2 separate regions of the Homo sapiens genome follow, and region 1 is linked to region 2. Evidence: read pairs that join two places in POLR2A ChIA-PET (ENCODE). Cell type or tissue: GM12878. All regions are shown on one strand.

Region 1 (2,500 bases), 480 kb after region 2:
GGTTGATTTTTTTTTCTCTTTGATACTGATTTTTTAGAGGATTGATAATGATCCTAGGTATAATTTACTTGGTATTTATACTTCTCGGAGTTTGCTGAGCTTCTTGGATCTTTGATTTGATTCTTTTTATTATTGTAAAGTTTAGGAAATATTTAACCATTATATCTTAAGTTTTTTTTGACTTATTCTCACACTCTTGTTTTTCTTGGACTCCTATTACATATATATTAAACTATTTGAGATTGTCTTATAGGACAGTCAGTCTTTTTCACTTTTATTCAATCTTCTCTGTTGCTTTTAAACTGCTGATAAGACCAGCCAGTGATTTTTCTTTTCTCCTTTATTTCTCATTTCAGTATTGCAGCTCTAGAGTGTTTATTGGGCTCTTTTTAAAAATACTTTACACTGGCCAGGCACGGTGGCATGTAATCCCAACACTTTGGGAGGCCAAGGCGGGCAGATCACATGAAGTCAGGAGTTTGAGACTAGCCTGGCCAACATGGTGAAACCCTATCTCTACTAAAAATACAAAATTTAGCTGGGTGTGGTGGCGGACGCCTGTAATCCCAGTTACTCAGGAGGCTGAGGCAGGAGAATCGCTTGAACCCGGGAGGCAGAGGTTGCAGTGAGCTGAGATCACACCACTGTACTCCAGCCTGGGTGAGAGTGAGACTCTTTCTCAAAAAACAAACAAACAAACAAAAAACTTTACACTTTTTTGCTGAAAATCTCTATCTCTTTACTCATATTTTTCCTCAGTTTCTTTGAACATACTAACCCATTGTACATTTATACTTGTTTCTGTAAATCTTAAAATCCAATGTGTGTGCCTACTTGGATTTACTTTTATTATTTATATATTTGAGGGGTTTGGTTTTTATTATGAAGACTGCTTTCTTTATTGCCCTGAGTTAAATTTTCTTTCTTGCATGTCTAAGGTTTTTTATTGTGGACATTTTGGATGATACATTGTATGTCTGACTTCTGATAATTCTAAAAAGTATTGAATTTTACTCCAATACCATATTAACTGGCTGAACTCATAGGCCTGTTTTTTATGCTTTGTTAGGGCAGAACTTTGGAAATTTTCAGGTGTTTTCCAAGCTTCTCTAACTTGATGGGACTCAAGATTCAAAACATGTGTCATTTGCAGGCCCTGTTAGGTAGTGCTTGTTTTTTCTTGGGCAAGTTTAGAGTTAACTCTTTTTTAGTGCTCAACCTGGGTAGCACTTGACATTTAGGGCTAAATAATTTCTTTTTGGGGATGGAGAGGCTGCTCCGTGCATTGTAAGATGTTGAACAGCATCTGTGGCCTCTGCCCACTAGATACCGAAAGCGTCCCTCTAGTTGTAACAACCAGTAGTGCCTCCAGTCGTTGCCACATCTCTCCTGGGAGGCAAAATTGCCCTGTTTGAGAATTATTTCTCTGGATAGTGCTCTTGAATTCTAAGACATGATCTCTCTGGTGTTTCAACCGTATGCCAGGTGTGTTAATGATATATGAATGAGGTTTCCGCACTCTGGTCTGGTGAGAATTTCAGTACCTCACCTCAGCTTGACCTTCAGTATCTCTATTCAGCTCACTCCTCCTCAGCACCAGCTCTCTGTTAAGGCTTGGGCGGCCTTGACCTGTGCCCGCGCATCAGCCAAGGACTTGTAGCACCCCCACCCCACAGCCTTCTGGGGCCCTTCCCTTCTGATACCTGCTTACTGTCCAGGGCCATGCAGATGCCAGTGGCTTTAACTAACCCAAGCTCTGGCCTCCACCCCTTTGCTCAGCAGGGCTGCTGTGATGTGTTTGGACTTCAGCTCACTGCCACAGTCGGAAAGTGGTGTCCTAGCTCAGAGCCAAGGCAATGCTTGGTGTCTGGAGACATCTGCCTTCTAGTGTTGTACAGTTCTGAGGCAGAGGAGTGGGCCGTTATGGTATGAGCCACTTAGCCGTGGCCAGAGCCCAGTCTCTCTGCTAGTTGAATAGCCCAGATGTTTATGAGCTGTGGAGCTGGGAGCTCCAAGTGTACAGTATAGGGTGTGGTTGTGTGAGCTGTAGGACATGCCTGTTTAACTTCCTTACTGAATAGATGGAGGGTGAGGGCATATGCAAGACTGAGGGGCTCCAGCATCTGCCATATGTCACCTGTGTGCTTAACAAAAACCCCAATCCTGGGGCCATCTCAGACCTGACCTGCTGTTTCAGAATTTCTAGAGAAAGGGCCTGGAAATCTGTATATTTAATTTGTGCCTCAGGGAAGTTTCTGTACTAGAGGATGGCGAAGGGAACAACAGGTGTGGAGAGGGAGGCTGGACGTGGCTTCCTTGAAAGGGAAAGGGCCGCATGAGGCTCTGCATTCCTTTCCCCAGGACTTATATTGAAATCATGGCCAATGATTTATTTATTTTTTAAAAATATTAATTCAGTTTTTAAATTTTAGTTTTTTTTCTGTTTTTTCCTTTTTTCTATCTTCTAAGACATCCTGTTATAGCAAATTTTTACATTTTT
Region 2 (2,500 bases):
GTTTTACTAGAATGGGGCCATGCCCATTAATGGATGGGCCATATTGTCTATGGCTGCTTTCACACTATAGCAGCAGAACAGAGTTGTTGTGACAAAACCCATATGGCCTCTAAAACCTAAAATATTTACTATCTGACCCTTTACAGAAAAGGTTTGACTACTTCTGTACTAGAGATCCCACATTTAATGTGTTAACTCACAAAACTGGAAGTGGCTTTAACAGCTTACTTGATTGGCTGACTGAAACTTGAAGTTTAATTTAATTAAGCATTAATTATATTAATTTAACATTTAATAAGGCTGAGGTTCCAAAGTTTCCCTAGCATAATAAGAGAGAGGGATCCAAAGGTTTAGAGAGATAGGAAGGTTGGACTGGATTTATCATGTGTTACCTACACACCAAATTGCCACTTATGTCCATGAGAGGGCCTAGAAAACACTCCTTTTACTAAGACATTTAGAAACCTATTAGTGGCCAGGCACAGTAGCTCAAGTCTGTAATCCCAACACTTTGTGAGGCCAAGGCAGGAGAACTGCTTGAGGCCAGGAGTTCAAGAGCAGCCCGGGCAACATAATGAGACCTCATCTCTAAAAAATATAAAATAATTAGCCAGGCATGGTGGCACACACCTGGAATCCCAGCTATTTAATACTTGGGGGGCTGAGGCAGGAGGAAGGATCCTTTGAGCCCAGGAGTTCAAGTCTGCAGTGAGCTATGATCGTGCCACTATACTCCAGTCTAGGAGACAGAGCAAACCTTGTCTCTGAAACAAAATTAAAAAAAAAAAAAAGAGAGAGAGAGAGAGGGAGAAATGTATTAGTGAGGGACCACCTAACAAGGTTTTCAAAATTCTTGTCACTCCCCTTTGTAGGACAGGTATGACTACAGGAGGAAGTCAATATTGAGATAAGTTGAATTCAGTGCGGATGATGGGATTTTAGAGTTGCACAGAAACTTAAGCAGCAGCACTGAACCATGAGAGACTAGGTGGGCACATCAATGCAGAGGCTCTTAATAATCAGGTAGATAAAATGACATACTCTATGGGTGGCACTCAACCTCCTTCTCCATCATATCTAAGCTTGTGCAATGGACCCATGAACAAAGTGGCCATGGTGGCAGGGATGGAGATTATGAATGGGTTCAAAAACACAGATTAGGCCAGGTGCGGTGGCTCATGCCTGTAATCCCAGCACTTTGGGAGGCCTAGGCGGACAGATCACCTGAGGTCAGGAATTCAAGACTAGCCTGGCCAACGTGGCAAAACCCCATCTCTACTAAAAATACAGAGATTAGCTGGATGTGGTGGTGCATGCCTGTAATCCCAGCTACTGGGGAGGCTGAGGCATGAGAATCACTTGAACCCACGAGGTGGAGGTTGCGGTGAGCTGAGATCATGCCACTGCACTCCAGCCTGGGCGACACTGCGAGACTCTGTCTCAAAAAAAAAAAAAAAAAACACACACACACAGATTAGTCCTTTCTAAAACTGAAAAAACTGATCTGGCTAAAGCTACTGCAGAGCATCTGATCTGCCAATGCTGGAGACCAACACTGAATTCCCAGTATGGCACCATGGGTGGGAAAGAGACAGCTGGCCACCTAGTGGCAGATTGATTTTATTTGGTTCTCTTCCATAATGGATCCGTTTCTCATATTCCAGATATGAATTTGCCTGCAATGCTTCTGCCAACTCCACCATTCATAGACTCACAGAATGTATTACCTATCATTACAGCATTCTATACAGCACTGTATCTCCTTAAGGAATTCACTTCATAGCAAAAGAGGTGGACAATGTGCTCATGACACTAAGATTAACTGGTTTTACCATTACTCCATCACATAGAATGGCTTACTGAAGACTTCAGCAGCAGCACTAGTTAGGAGACAAAAACCTGAAAGGATGGGGCTCTGTTTTACAAGCTGCAGTTTATTATTTCAATCACAGACCATTATATGATGCTATCTTGCCCACAGCCAGAATATGTCAGTCCAGGAATCAAAAAGTAGAAGCAGGCATGGCTCCTCTCATTATTATACCCACATAAGCCACTTGCAAAATTTCTGTTTCTAGTCCTGGCAACTTTGAGCTCTGATGGTTTGGAGATCTTAGTCCTTAAAGGAGAAATGCTTCCAAAGGGGACACAACAATGTTTCCGATTAATTGGAAGATGAGACTCCCATATGGCCATTTTGTACTTCTTATGTCACTGAAACCAACAAGCCAAAAACATTGGTTAATCTACTAGTTGGAAAAATGAATCCGAATTACCAAGGGCAAACAAGTGTGCTATTTTGCAATGGAGGCAAAGTAGGGTAAGTGGAACCCAGAAGATTGCCTAGGGCATGTCATACTACTTCCATGCTCAATACAAGGTTAATGAAACGTTACAGCAACCAAAAAACAGAGCAAATAAGACACAGTCCCTTCAAGAAGGAAAGTTTATGAGTCACTCAATCAGGTTAAAAAAAAAAAAAGCCAGAGTAACTGAAATT

The links. Peaks named below come from ENCODE experiments on the same cell type or tissue, not always from the same donor. Only the 100,000 strongest peaks of a DNase experiment are listed, where the experiment ranks them.
Region 1: POLR2A ChIA-PET joins it to region 2 with 8 read pairs; 1 of 35 experiments calls an interaction of 5 or more read pairs at or near these places.

Annotation. Positions count from the first base shown.
Region 1 is chr13:95,221,703-95,224,202 of GRCh38, reverse strand. The region is part of intron 4 of ABCC4 (ATP binding cassette subfamily C member 4 (PEL blood group)); the gene reads left to right. Among named protein-coding and RNA genes, the nearest start is that of SNORD13G, 13 kb to the right of the region's middle. In GM12878, a CTCF peak has its summit at 1,366; a DNase peak (open chromatin) is centred at 1,450; H3K4me3 peaks cover 754 bases; H3K27ac peaks cover 1,585 bases.
Region 2 is chr13:95,703,812-95,706,311 of GRCh38, reverse strand. All of the region lies in intron 1 of DNAJC3 (DnaJ heat shock protein family (Hsp40) member C3), which reads right to left. Among named protein-coding and RNA genes, the nearest start is that of DNAJC3, 28 kb to the right of the region's middle. In GM12878, no CTCF peak of the experiment used is centred here; no DNase peak of the experiment used is centred here.